Linked DNA regions of Homo sapiens: region 2 is linked to region 1. Evidence: chromatin contacts called from ENCODE Hi-C or POLR2A ChIA-PET data. All regions are on one chromosome and are shown on one strand. Each heading gives the region's core, a stretch centred on a gene start or an enhancer-like site at or near the end of the contact. The rest is flanking DNA. Distances are from core to core; before and after follow the strand shown.

Region 1 (7,021 bases), core at 2,728-5,227:
GTTTTGAACTCCTAGCCTCAAATAATCCTCTCATCTTGGCCTCCCAAGTATTGGGATTACAGGTGTGAGCTATCCTGCTCGGCCCCTCTGAGATAAGCTTTAATATCCCTATTTCAAAATGAGTAAACTGAGGTTTGGAGTGGGTAAAGTGCTTCCTTCCTTCATTCATTCATTCATTCATCCATCCATCTATTCATTTATTCAACAGACATCTGAATGAGTAGCTACCCTGCATCAGGGTATGCCAACTCTGGGCATACGAAGATGATTAAGACAAAAATCCCTGTCCTCACAGTCCAGAATGAAGGACAGACACATAAAGATGAGTATAATACAAGGTGGATCATGAATTGTAGCTAATATTTATTGGGTACTTACTAAGTGCCAGTGACTGCTGTAAGCTCTTGGTGTGTTTTACTCCTTCAGTTCTCCCCAACCTCTGTTAGCTACATGTCTCATAGATTGATTCATAGATAAGACTGAAGCCTGGTGATTGTCTACGGTTTTATAAGTAGCAAGTGGCAGAGCCAGGATGAATACCCAGTGGATAGGTATTAGTGCCAGAGGTCCCACTTGGCCATCAAGCTCTACTGTCTCTGATGATAAAGTAGCAAACAGGGACCTAAGTTGGTTGGGGGGGGCGCTAACTCAGTCTGGCATTCACGGTGTTCAGGGGAGATTTCCTGAAGGACTAAGGAATTAGCTAGACAGAGGTGAGTGGGGGGGAGGGAGGGCCATCGCTGGGGAGGGCCAGACGTGGGAGCCACCTCCTGGAAATCTACACAGCATCTAGGCCAGGCAGGGACTGGAGCGTGTGAGGAAGCTGCGAAAGCAGGCAGGACCCAGCTTCCAAAGGAAAGTGGTCCGTATCCTAGAGGTAGCTGCAAGTTTGAAGGGTTTTACGTAGGGGAGAGACTTGGCCAGATTTTTAGAAAGATCACCGGGGAGCTGGGTGAAAGTGGATGGAAGGACAGAGACAAGCACTGAGGCAGTGAGTGGGGAGGAGAGAGGAGAAATTCAGGAAGAAGAGTTTTCCCCATGATGGTTATTCGGGGGTTAAGTAGAGGACAGGGAGCAGTTTTAGAGGACACCCAGCTTCTGCTCCTAATCAGGGGGATTGGGGTGATCTGATGAGGTCAGTATTGGATGTCAACCCAGTCTTCTGGCGCCCAGTCCGTGCCCTTTCGCCTCGTGGCACTGCCAGCAATAATGCCCGCGGGCCACGGGTGAACGTGAACCGAGCTCGCAGCCTCCAACCCCACCCCTCCGGCGGCGGCGACGTGCAGTGCATCACCCTGGGCACCAGGGGGCGTGCCCGCACACGCTCGGGCCGCTCTGGCCCAGCCCATCTCAGTGGTCGCGGAAGGTGACGTGGACACGGAAGTGGTCGTCGTCGCGGCACCGGTGGGAGCTAGGCGCGAGGCTCGGAGTGCGGCCAGCGGGCGGAGGCGGTCTCGCATCGGCGGCGACGGAGGGCTCAGGCGTCGTCGTTTGGGTGGGGGGCCGCTGAACTGACAAGCGACATTTCAGCTCCTTTCACCCGCCGGAACCCCGGAGCCGGGGCCCGCTCAGCCGGCGTTACCATGACCAAGGCCGGTAGCAAGGGCGGGAACCTCCGCGACAAGCTGGACGGCAACGAACTGGACCTGAGCCTCAGCGACCTGAATGAGGTCCCGGTGAAGGAGCTGGTCAGTATCGTCCCGCGAGGCCCAGGCGCCCACCTTCGCCGGGCGCTGGCCCCTACGTGGGCCACTTACTTTCCTCTTCTCTAAAAGCATCAGTTTCCTTTTCTTTAAAAAGAAGCGGGGTGGTGGGACTAAGTCCCCTAGGAGGCCGCGTCCAGCCCAAGGTTCTTCCCGGGATGTACACGTGTCACTTTGGCGCAGTTCCAGAACATAGGGAAGATCTGCTTCTCTGGCCCTAGGCTTTTTACAGGCTAAGAAGCGAATCTGTCACCTTTGCGGGGCTTTCACAGCGCCCACCTCCGTGCCCGACTCTGAGTAGGAGCACACGGAGCAGTTACTGGATGTATTCGAGAATGAATGAGTGACTTGTTCCAGGGGAGTAGGCCTCCTGGTAGACCTGGGTGTGGCCCAGAACCTGGCTCTTCTAGGAAGCTGGCAATTCCAGCTGGCTGCCCGAGCCCTGAGGCAGCCTAACTCGAAGAAAGTAAAGTCTCCCCCCAGCTTGGCTGGTAAACTGTCATCTGAATTCCGCTGAAACTGGCGGGAGTCCCTTTCGCCCCTCTCTCCCCCAACCTTTCCCCTGTAAACTGAAGCTTACAGCTCCAGAGAGATAGCAGGCATCTAGTTTTGTCAGCGTGGAGCTAGTTCCCACATCCCTCCTTTTCCCACTCCGTTCCCCCTCCCACCCGCGCCAACGCCCTACTAGACTCACTTTGGGTGACCCACACTTTGCTTTCTGCCGTTGATAAATTACATTTGCCTTGGGCGCTGGGCCCAGTCTTTCTTCCACCGTGGACGGGTATTACAGTGGTTAGAACCGGGTTCCTAGCTCCTCCCAGCTCCATTGCTTAATAGCCGAGTGCCCTTGGCAAGCTAGTTAGCCTTTATGCCTAGATCTCCTCATCTATACAATGGTGATAATAGTTTCCATCTCATACGCTTATTGGGAGGTTAAATACCATTGTAATGGAAAATGCTTGGAAGGAGCAAATACTGATACTTGTAGCTGTTGTTGTGTTTTTCCCGCTGTAGTATTTAAAACTTTTTTAGGTGGTCAAACTTCACTTTTACGACTTTGTGACAGAAAGTGCAGGTTGCCAGAGGATCCTTAACTGAATATATGCCTCCTTTTCTACCCCAGGAAGATAGATGGCCAGCCTTATTTCACCCTGCCCTAGGACTGCTCTCTGAAACCATATACTCCAGGCATCTGAACAGTCCAGCATTAACCTTAGGGAGAAAGTTTTGCTGAGCTTGTCCAGCCTGGACACCATGGGAAAATAGAGATGGGCTGTGAGGGCCTTTTTTTTTTTTGGATGATGGAGTTTTGCTGTTGTTGCCCAGGAGTGATCTCGGCTCACTGAAACCTCTGCCTCCCGGGTTCAAGCGATTCTCCTGCCTCAGCCTCCCGAGTAGCTGGGATTACAAGCGTGTGCCACCATGCCTGGCTAATTTTCTATTTTTAGTAGAGACAGGGTTTCTCCGTGTTGGTCAGGCTGGTCTCGAACTCCTGACTTCAGGTGATTGCCTGCCTCAGCCTCCCAAAGTGGTGGGATTACAGGCGTGAGCCACCGCACCCGGCAGGGCCTTGTTTTTTCACTCTGTCATTCACTCCGCTACTTACTCGATCAGTCATGATTCAGGCAACATGTATGGATATTGAGTACCTGTTCTGAGGAAGGGCCTGAACTGGGGAATATGGAAATTGCAAAGCTTTATTAGACACTGTCCCTGCCCTGAAACCTAATAAGAGGGACGCTGGGTAATATTTATTTTTAAAGTGCTAGGAATAATGTCTAAGAATCTAAATTTTGCTTGCCTGCCTGCCTGCCTGCCTTCCTTTCTTTTTTTTTTTTTTTGAGATGGGGTCTCACTGTGTTGTGCAGGCCGGCCTCAAACTCCTGAACTCCTGGGCTCAAGCGATCCTCCTGTCTCAGCTTTCTGAGTAGCTGAGACTATGAGACTACAGGTGTGAGTCCCTGTGCCTCGCCTAAGGTTTACCTTCTTGGAGGTTGTACAGCCACATCCCTTCTCTTTGCATTCTTCCTTAGATCATGGTTGACTGGCTTATTTTTCCTCTTATTCCCAGGAACATTACTCTTTACTGCCATTTTAAAAGGCCTTTCCTAATCATGGGAACATTCTCTGGAAAATGCTTCATTAACATATGTCAGTGAATTGTTCCAGATGTTGGTCTGACATGTTTTTCTCATCCTCTTTTACCTAGGCTGCCCTTCCAAAGGCCACCATCCTGGATCTGTCTTGTAATAAACTGACTACTCTACCGGTAAGATTGGCATGCAGCCGTGACTCCTTCTGGTGCCTTGGATGCATCTCCTTCCTGTTTCGGGGGTTGAGAGGGGGGTGGGAGGGTGTCATAAGGTGTAATTTCAGGATAGGCCTACAGGCAGGCTATAGCTAAATCTGAGTGTGTAGGGGAGGCACAGTGGAATGGAGTGGTTGGTCTCAGTGGGAAAGGAATTGAGATGGAGGCCTCATTCTTCAGAACAGTGGTAAAGTCAGTCCACAGAAAACTAAACTCAACAGGGTGCTGAGTAACTTACTGGGCTCATCTTTTTTCTACATTATTTTATTCCTCTGAAAAATAGTTTACCTCCCTACTGCATAGAGGATGCTAGAGACCATTTTGTAAGTTGCTCTGCGTTCCAGGGAGAAAGCTGTGAACAGCTTCCTTGTGCATCTTTTGATGGGGAGCAAGAAAGAAGGTGATTTTATGGGCTACCTTATCATTATTCTCCCAAAGGACTTGAATTAGTTGAGATTTGCTCAATGTGGTCAGCACATTCAATCCATGATCAAATCCTTTTTATTTTTCTTGCACAACGTCTGCTAGTTTTCCTTCCACTCCACCTGTGTAGACAGTGGATTCATTCAGCCCCTCAGCCTCTCTGACATAGTAGTGCTCCTGCACCGTCAGGCCTAAGTGTGCTATTGCCACTTCCACCCATCACTCTAGCCGTGCCACTCCTTGCTGTACTCCAGGGTGACTTCCTATTTGGCCCTGGCTGTGGCTCAGAGGTCGAATTCAGAAGTTGGCAATGTCCTCATTGGATTATTAGTCCACTCACCTCTCAGTATTCTCCTAGGCCTTGCTCATCGTCCACAGTACCTTGTCACAGCTCATCAAAAACTGTTTCTAACATTCAAAAAGCATCGAGATCTCACTTCTTCCAGAAAGTATTTTGTGTTGAATAAAAGAAGAATATGTTGGGAGCTGTGGTTCATGCCTATAATCCCAGTAACTCAGGAGGCTGAGGTGGGAGAATCACTTAGCCCAGGAGTTTGAGAGCAGCCTGGACAACATAGCAAGATCCCGCCTCTAAAAAATTAAAAATAAAAGCAGGTTAGCAATTCCTTGCAGCCGCACTCCTTCTGTACACTTTGCCAGATGGTCATTCAGCCAAGTGCACTTTTCGATCTGAGCTTGTTCTGTTGTCTGTACTGACAACTTCCATTTCACTCTGCATTTCAGATCCACTGGCATTTCCAAGTCCCTAGAGAGCATGAATAGTGCCTCATTAGCTGAGGTTGTACCATCGCTTTCAGATGGGTGCTTAGCAAAGGTTTAATGTCAGGGGGATGTTTTGACCTGTGTTGAGAAAGAGCCAGGACTTGGGTAGGATGGACCCCAGCCCGTTCAGTTAGTTATTCACAGAATGTCTGTTGAGCACCTGTGTTAAGTACTGTGCTAGGTGCTGCAAATAACAAGAATCAGACTGAGTACTCCAGGAGTGCCTGATCTTTTTAAGAAAATGAACGAGCACGCTGTTTTGACAGATCCTATGAATGGTGAGCATAGGGTGCTGTGGAAGGACAGAATGGGTAACCACACCTCTCCAGGAGCAGTGTGGAGGGTAGGCTGGAGCAAGAACTGAGGGTGAAGGAATAGTGTTTTGTGCCTACTTTGTGCTAAGCCCTTTTCCATACATATCTTGGTAATTATCACCAGGTGTGGTAGGTGTTCTCTGCATTTTCATTTGAGGAAGAACGGCTGCTAACAGTAGAGCCAGGATTTTTACATGGGGTACCTCTGACTTGAGGGCTTCCAGACTGTTACACCGAAGTGTGTGAGCCCAAGGCTTAGATGAGGAGTTTCCAATCTTGTGGCTTCCCTGGGCCACATTGGAAGAAGAAGAGTTGTCTTGGGCTACACATGAAATACACTGATGAGCTGAAAAAGGAAAAAAAATCTCGTAATGTTTTAAGAAAGGTTACAAATTTGTATTGGGCCACATTTAAAGCTGTCGTGGCTCGTGTGTTGGACAAGCCTAGCTTAGGTTCTCTCTTTGGATCCTAGTCGGATTTCTGTGGCCTCACACACCTGGTGAAGCTAGACCTGAGTAAGAACAAGCTGCAGCAGCTGCCAGCAGACTTTGGCCGTCTGGTCAACCTCCAGCACCTGGATCTCCTCAACAACAAGCTGGTCACCTTGCCTGTCAGCTTTGCTCAGCTCAAGGTAACAATTCATGAACCAGTGTTTCATGGCCAGGGTGGCAGAGAACTCAGGGACTCTGGAGCACGGCCCTGAGAAAGGCTGACAGAAATACCCCCTTGTTGGTCCTGCCTCAGATGGCGCTCCCTATATGTGGAACACAGAGGGGCATTCTTCCTGCTCATTTTGTTTCACCCTGAGGGACTATGTATGTGAACTCGGGCTTAATGAGCCTCTTTGCCCATCGCCCATCTCTTTAGAACCTGAAGTGGTTGGACCTGAAGGATAACCCCCTGGATCCTGTCCTGGCCAAGGTGGCAGGTGACTGCTTGGATGAGAAGCAGTGTAAGCAGTGTGCAAACAAGGTAAGCACCAAGCTCCCTCCCAGTGGCTCCTTATACACTCCCTGGGATTTCTCCTCCTCCTGTTTTTCCCTCCTAGGGCACCTGGAGCTTTGTGTGGAGTTAAGCATTCAGGTCCGAGTGAAATATGTCCACTATGAGCCTGTCAAACAGAGACCTTTGTTTCTGCATTTACTTTATCTTTTTGTTTTTTATTTGTTTTGAGACAGAGTTGCTCTGTTGCCCAGGTTGGAGTGCAAGTGGCACAATCTCGGCCCACTCCAACCTCCGCCTCCCAGGTTCAAGCGATTCTCCTGCCTCAGCCTCCCGAGTAGCTGAGATTACAGACGCCTGCTACCATGCTCAGCTAATTTTTGTATTTTTTAGTGGAGATGGTGTTTCGCCACGTTGGCCAGGCTGGTCTCCAACTCCCGACCTCAAATGATTCGCCCACCTTGGCCTTCCAAAGTGCTGGGATTATAGGCGTGAGCCACCATGCCTGGCCTGCACTTAGTTCGCAAGTCGCAGAACAAGACTGCCTT
Region 2 (7,046 bases), core at 2,462-4,961, 520 kb before region 1:
CCAGAGGCTGTAGACAACGAGCTTTCCTTAAGAGGCTCTCAACAAATACTCAGGCTTGCCAGGGCTCCTCTGCTTATAAAAATTCCATCTTACAGCATAGAAAGTTTGGAAAGCGCAGCAAATGTATATAAAAGTCACCTAAAAGGCCACCAGCTAGCGATGACCATTGTCAGCATTCAGGAGTATGCCTCCTCTTCATCCCAAAGTCAAACATGAACTACGACTAGGTTGTGACTAGGTTGTACTCTTCTACAATGGGGACACAGGGGTCACAGTTATTCCATTGTTTGTCTTTTATTAATTCTCCTCCATCCTTGGCTTGTTTGGGGACTTTAAAAAAAAAACCGCTTCCTATTACATAGCACAGACTTCAGGAAATACTTGTTCAATGAAGGGACAGGCAGGGCCTGGTCATGTTGGGACTGGAACCCTGGCTGGCTTTAGGTGTGCCCAGCACAAGCTGAACCCCAACACCATTCACCATCCAACCATTCCTGGCATCCCTGGCATGAGGTTAGTTCTCACCAGCTCTCAGTGGAGGTCACTAGTGTTTGTTGACCTTAGTAAGGGAGATTCACAGCTGGGCATGGTGCCTGTAACCCCAACACTTTGGGAGACCAAGGCAGGAGGATCACTCAAGCCTAAGGGTTGGAGACGAGCCTGGGAAACATAGGAAGACCCTCTCTCTACAAAAAAATTTACAGATTAGCTGGGCCTGGTGGTGGGCACTTGTGGTCCCAGCTGCTTGGGAGGCTGAGGTAGGAGGATCGCTTGAGCCCGGGAGGCTGAGGCTGCAGTGAGCTGTGATGGTGCCACAGCACTCCAGCCCAAGTGACTGAGCGGGACCCTGTCTCAAAAAAAATCAATCAATAAATAAATGAGAAATAAAGGAGATGCAGGTGGAGAGGGAGGGGCCTGGATCCTGGGGCTGTGGCATCAGGCAGAGTCTCAGCTTCAGAGTCAGCGGGCAAAATAGGGCCCCGGGGCTGAAGGGTAGGGTTCCTTCCCCTTGAGCCCTCAGAGAGGTTGTTAAGAAAGAGAGAGGCCAAGCGCAGTGGCTCACACCTGTAATCCCAGCACTTTGGGAGGCTGAGGCAGGCAGATCACCTGAGGTCAGGAATTTGAGACGAGCCTGGCCAACATGGTGAAACCCTGTCTGAACTAAAAATACAAAAACTATCTATCTGAGTGTGGTTGTGCACACCTGCAACCCCAACTACTAGGGAGGCCGAGGCAGGAGAATCACTTGAACCTGGGAGGCAGAGGTTGCAGTGAGCAGAGATTGTGCCACTGGGCTTCAGGCTGGGCAACAGAGCAAGACTCAAAAAAAAGAAAAGAAAAGAAAGAAAGAAAGAGAGAGACAGTTCTTAAGGAATCAGGCTTCAGAGAAAGCAGAAGTGTGGAGGACGGACACAGGAAGGCTGTCGGTTGTAAGAGGAGGCTCTGCAACATCGCCAGCAAAGGCGACCGAATTTCTCTTCCCGGAAACTTCCAAGAAGGGGGCATCTCCGTGGACTGGGTCAGAGACCACCTATCCCTGGGCGAGGGGAGGAAGCAGAGGCTTCAGGAGCTCTTTCAGGGAGCACGGAGGCCAGGGCAGCCTGCAGGACAGAGGAGGGTGTGGCTGGAGGGCCGAGGTGGCTGGAGGACAGGAGAGACTTTGGCCAGGGCATTGGTTTTCCTTACTAGGCTGGGCAGGCTTTCTAAGCCTCTGCAGGCAGCCAGTTTGGGGAGGGGCCTGGGCTTGGAGATTCTCGCTTGGCTCAATCCCCTCTTAGATCCGGGAGCTCGTGGGAGGCTTCGGACAGAGCTGGCCCACTCTGCAAAGGTACTTTAGGATTCTTCCTGGAAAACCAGCAAGAGGAGGAAGCGAACACTGCCAGGCCACAGGCCCAGCTTGGATGGCGAGGAGGCTACAGCGTTAGAATCTGGACTCAGCCACATCTATGCCGAGTGACCGTGGGCAAGCAGAGATTTAACCTCTCTGAGTTTCAGCGTCTTCCTCTGGGAAATGAGGATTTTTTTAAAAAACCACACAAAAAATTTTCTTCTGTCCCCTTCTCCCACTCAAGGTTGCTGTGAGGATTATAATGCAAGAGCAAATAAGCAGAAGGGGGCTGGGTGCAGTGGCTCACGCCTGTAATCCCAGCACTTTGGGAGGCTGAGGCAGGCGGATCATTTGAGGTCAGGAGTTAGAGACCAGCCTGGCCAACATGGTGAAACCCTGTCTCTACTAAAAATACAAAAATTAGCCAGGCATGGTGGCACACACCTGTAGTCCCAGCTACTCGGGAGGCTGAGGCAGGAGAATTGCTTGAACCCGGGAGGCAGAGGTTGCAGTGAGCTGAGATCGCGCTTCTGCACTCCAGCCTGGGGAACAGAGTGAGACTCTGTCGGAAAAAAAAAGAAAGAAAGAAAGAAAGAAAATAGGCAGAAGGGCCTGCCTGGCATAGCTAGGTGCTCAATAAATGTTATTCTTCCCTGAAGGTGTCCTCGGAATTGGTGGCATACGCGAATTGCCTTGGGGGTTTGTTTAAACTGCTGACTCCTCTCCACCCCGGCCCAGCAGGTCTGCCTTTTTCACAACACCCAGGCCCAGGTGATTCTTAGGCAGCAGGACCCCAAAATAGCACCAAAGACGCCAAAAGGCTGTTGCCAGATGGGGGTCCTAAGCAGGTGTGTGGGTAACCCCCTGCCCACCGACTCTCACGCCTTAGGCCACCAGCCTGCAGCCCCTCCCTCCCACAAGCACCGTGGGCCCTGTTGTGAGCTGCCAGTTGCAGTGTGGGTTTTTGTCTGCCTTCCCCACCCCATGCCAACCCGCCCAGCAGGCCCCACTGCCTTGGCAACGCATTGCAAAGTCCACACAAAGGGAAACTGCGCTGGGGAGGCTGGTCCTGCCCGACGCCCGGGGAAGGGTTTCCATGGCAATGCTGACATCACCAGGCTCTGGCGGCTGCAGTCAGGCCCTGCATGAAGGCGCCTGGCTGTTCACACCACAACGACCTTGGAGGAGGGCGACCCAGGGCTCTGCACCGATGCCGGGGGGCGGAGAGGGCCTGCCCCTGGGTTCGAAACCCAGCCCTACCCCTGACTGGCCAGGTGACTTTGAGCAAGACACAGGGTCTGTCTGAGTCTAAGTCTCTTCACCTATAAAAGAGAACTAATGATCTTTACCTTGCAGTGAGGAGGAAATGAAATCATGGCTACTGTGCAGGGATGGGTAAACTGTAAAGGCTGGGGAGCACCCTGAGCCCCGTGACTGCTGGGCCCCTGGGTGTGGGATCCAGAAGGAGAGGCTGGGATTCGGGGAGGAGAAGGCACAGTTATCCAACAACCTCCCCTGCGCCTCCTCTCACTGGGGAGGAGGAGAGGTATTTGGGGAGATGTGTTATTTGGGGAAGAGAGTCATGGGATGGGGAGACATTGGGGCTGGATGGTGGCTTGGATTTTCCGGTCTCACACCCTCAGCTCAAGGATGAGGATTCAGAGGCCCAGGAAGCAGCTGTGACACAGGCCCAAGCTCATATCCCTGCATTAGGATGGAGCCAGGGTGCAGGGGGTATGGGCAAGGGTCCCCTGTGCCCCAAGGGTGGGCCCTCTGGGTGGAGCCATCTCTGTTCTCAGTGGCAGTAACACTGACTCCTCTGCAGGAAATAAACAGTCAGAAGCACAAGGCGGGAGAGGGTGGGACCTTCTGAGATCAGTGAAGCTGTAGGTTGGAGTCCACCCACGGTGTGCTGGGCAGGAGGAGAGCCGGGCAGCGGGGAGCTTGGAAAGGCCTCGAAGGCTTCCTCTCTGCTGCTGTCCCTAGGAGGCTCTCTGAAGGCTCTGCCTTTTCCCAGCTTTGGCTAGGGGCCCCCACCCCACCCCACCCCACATGGTGAGGGTCTCCCTAGGCCTTAGCCACATGGCTTGGGGCAATTCCAGGAGGAGGCCTCAGGTGTCCACAGAGCTTTCTGCCTAGCCAGCTCACCCCCACCACCAGCTTGTCCCCTCCTGTCTGTCCTCTGTCAGGATCTGGGACCTGCCGCAGGCTCTTTATCTCCAAGGGAATTGCTGGGGACTGTCCCCACTCAGTGTCCCAGCCAGGGTCTTACTGTGCCCTGGTGCCCCATTCTGCCAGACTTTGTCCAACTTCCACCCAGACGTCTGTGTCCCACCCTCCCTGGGCCCAAGTGACCCCTCTGGGCTCTTGGCTCCCTTTGCGGGAAGGTGGACCTCCCACCACAACAGCGGTCACTCGTCAGTCCAGAGGGAGGCTTCCATGAGGTTGAGACGGCCATTCTGACCTGAAGTTCCCCTCCCGCGGCAGGAAAGCTGCAGGCCGTCATTCTGCTTCCTCTCCCTGGGGAAGTCGCCCTCCTTCACCTCTGGGGCCAGGGAAGGGGCCCGCTGCCTGGGAGGGGAGGGCAAGTGCTGTCCTCAAAGCTGCAGTCAGGTCACGGGGAAGAGAGGAAGCCATGGGGCTGCCATGTTAGGCAGTGAGGGCTTGCTGGCACTTGCGCGCGCCCGCCTCTGAGTCCCTGGCACCTATGCCCCTCTTGGCCACAGCCTCACTTGTACTTACCCTGCTGAGGCCTCCGGCTCAGCTGGACTGTGACGTGCCATTGTTTGGCTTCGAACCGGTTCTGTAAGGGTGGCCCCAGTCCAGTGTCCTGGGGTGGCAGAGCCACCCATCGGGGTGCCCTGGAGAAGCCAGGCATCTGGAGCAGGAGGTCTGGAAGGCGGGGGGAGGAGGAATGTCCCTGCTGAGATAGAGGTCCAAGGACCCCCTCCAGAAGCCCACACTTTGTGCCCACACAAGGAGCACAAGGAGCCTCAGTGGCTTCTCGAAGCTGCCTGGCTCCATGAAAGGATGGTGGCTGGCCTTGGGCTCTGCGGGGATCAGCCACGTCCTTTCCCTTTGCCTCCAAGACAGAGGAATTGGGTTAAAGGTTGGAACCACCTGGGAGGACACTTCCCTACTCACCAGGTACTGGGCTTTCCAAGGCTGCATCCTCTGCCCCCTCCCCTCAGGGCTGTAGACCCCGGGTCCTAGGCCTAGCGTCCCTCCCTGAAAGTATTTGGGGACGAGCCCAGCTGGCTCGGCCACCTGCTCTGGCTGAATAATGGGCATGCTGGCCTAGGCCTTCAGACACCCTGGATGGGCGGTGGGGGACCCAATTCGTGACTCTGACTTGAGTGTGCTCAACCCAGCACTGATTTACATAACATGGTTTTGCATGAAAAACAAGCCAGCATGCAGTGTGGGGAGGGCCCCAGCTGTGGCCTGCTGTGGGCAGCTGTCCTTGGCCGGCCTCCCCTGTGGCCCTGGCTCCTGCCTTCCCCTGACCTCTGCAGATTCCTCAATAAAGAATCTCCCACCCCAGCGCAGCATTGAGTGGCCTCGATGGGTGAGCACAGGAGCCAACCACGATGGCGAGGATGCCAGACTCCCTCCTGGGGAAATCCTGGGGTCTTCCATTCCTCTGAGGCTGAAATCACAGCACAGGGGCACAGGAAGCTGTGGCGGGGGGCCAGGGCGGGGCGGGGCGGAGCTGTTGAGCACCTACTGTGCATCAGGTCCTGCTCGAGCCTCTTTCATGCACATTGTGTCACTGCACCTTCACAAGACCTGCTGAGGAAGGTAGAGTCGTTTGGGGGTGCCAAGAAAGAAAGTGAGTCACTCTATGGGGCTTGGAGTGCCCTGGGTCTGTCTAATGGACACCTCACTTGCATTGCACGCCCTCTCTGCCTGGGAAGCATTGCCCACCCTGGGTGCCTGAGGGCTCACACACACTGTCTAGGAGCGGGTGAGCGAGGCTTCTTCCTCCCCGAGGTCTCCAAAAGCTGGAGAGAACTACCTCTGTCCATCTGGGATTGTGGGCTGGGGGTGGAGGTCTGCCAAACCAGGCCCAGAGGAAATAAAGAAAGGGCGGGTCGGAAGCCTCACTCTCGAAGCAGCTGTTAATTTCAAGAAAGGTCCTCCCAAATCCTTAGCCCCTGATCCATCTAACACTCAGCTCAGAAACATTATGTCCTGGGGTTCTTTCGCTGGAAACAGAGTCAGGCCTGGTATAAGCTTGGGAATCGCAGATAAGCTTGCATCTTGAGCTGGTGTCCAGCGGCCTGGTCTCCCTGGGCCTGACCAGCTGTGGAACTGGACAAGGCTCCTAATCTTGCTGACTCTGTTTCCTTGTCTGTAACTCTGTTTCCTTGTCTGTAACTAACACAGGGCAAGTAAAACCTGCTCTGCCTATTTTAGATGGTGGTTGTGGGAGCAGATGAGATCCTGTATGTCCAGCTCTAATCAGGCAGGCACTGAATAAAGGGAAGGGGTGATGTCTAAGGCCAGCAAGGACAGTCAACTCTCTTTGAAGAACCAGAGTTTCTTTCCATCCCCACCCCCAGCCTGCTCTGTCTCTTTGGCTCAGCCATATTGAGCCTAGTCTGAGTTAGGCCAGAAAGGCCAGTGACTCATAGTGACCTCACTCCTCTTTGTCTCAGTTTTTCCTCCTGTAAAATGGGCACAGCTGCTCTTGGTTAAGAAATCTGCCAATGAAAGGCCCTCAAAGGCTGTGTCACTCTGTTATTAACATCACCACTCCTCCTTGCTCTTACTCATCTGGCTAGGAAGACATGTGAAAGGGGAAGATTCTGGAATCTTATTAGAATAAAAATAAGGAAAATAAGTATTGCTTAGCCTGGGCAGCATAGCCAGACCCAGTCTCAAAAAAAAAAAAAAAAAAAAATTAGCCAGGCGTGGCATGTGTCTGTAGTCCTAGTACTTCTGGTACTTGGGAGGCTGAGGCTGAGGCTGGAGGATCACCTGAGCCTGGGAGTTCAAGGTTATAGTGAGCCGTAATCATGCCACTGTACTCCAGCCTGGGCAACAGGGTGAAACCTTGTGGGGGACAAAAAGGAAGAAAGAAAAGAAAAGAAAAAGAAAGAAAGAAAAAAGCCAGGCACAGTGGCTCATGCCTGTAATCCCAACACTTTGGGAGGCTGAGGCGGGTGGATCTCTTGAGGTCAGGAGTTTGAGACCAGCCTGGCCAACATGGTAA

Evidence for each region. A loop is a pair of places that touch in the nucleus more often than their neighbours do. ChIA-PET counts read pairs that join two places held with the same protein, here RNA polymerase II (POLR2A). Pooled maps may share reads with other maps.
Region 2: a loop to region 1 is called in a pooled map of posterior vena cava, with 6 times the contacts of the local background. The contact joins the enhancer-like site here to the promoter of LRRC59-AS1 in region 1. A Hi-C loop is called at or near these places in 1 of 50 pooled maps. POLR2A ChIA-PET finds 5 or more read pairs at or near these places in 2 of 52 experiments (Caco-2 and activated naive CD8-positive, alpha-beta T cell).

The regions. Positions count from the first base shown.
Region 1 is chr17:50,391,880-50,398,900 of GRCh38, reverse strand. It overlaps LRRC59-AS1 (LRRC59 antisense RNA 1), which reads right to left and starts at 3,977. Exons shown (of 2, transcript NR_199069.1): 1 at 3,909-3,977; 2 at 344-1,685. It overlaps LRRC59 (leucine rich repeat containing 59), which reads left to right and starts at 1,378. Exons shown (of 7, transcript NM_018509.4): 1 at 1,378-1,688; 2 at 3,913-3,972; 3 at 6,004-6,162; 4 at 6,399-6,503. The coding sequence starts at 1,584. RefSeq lists a silencer at 1,332-1,401.
Region 2 is chr17:50,915,721-50,922,766 of GRCh38, reverse strand. No RefSeq gene overlaps it. Among named protein-coding and RNA genes, the nearest start is that of TOB1-AS1, 53 kb to the right of the region's middle. RefSeq lists enhancers at 4,685-4,854, 4,112-5,031, 6,426-6,555 and a silencer at 5,478-5,537. Within about 2 kb of position 3,711, at least 26 of the 41 ENCODE cell types and tissues checked have a DNase peak (open chromatin) inside an H3K27ac peak, as active enhancers do.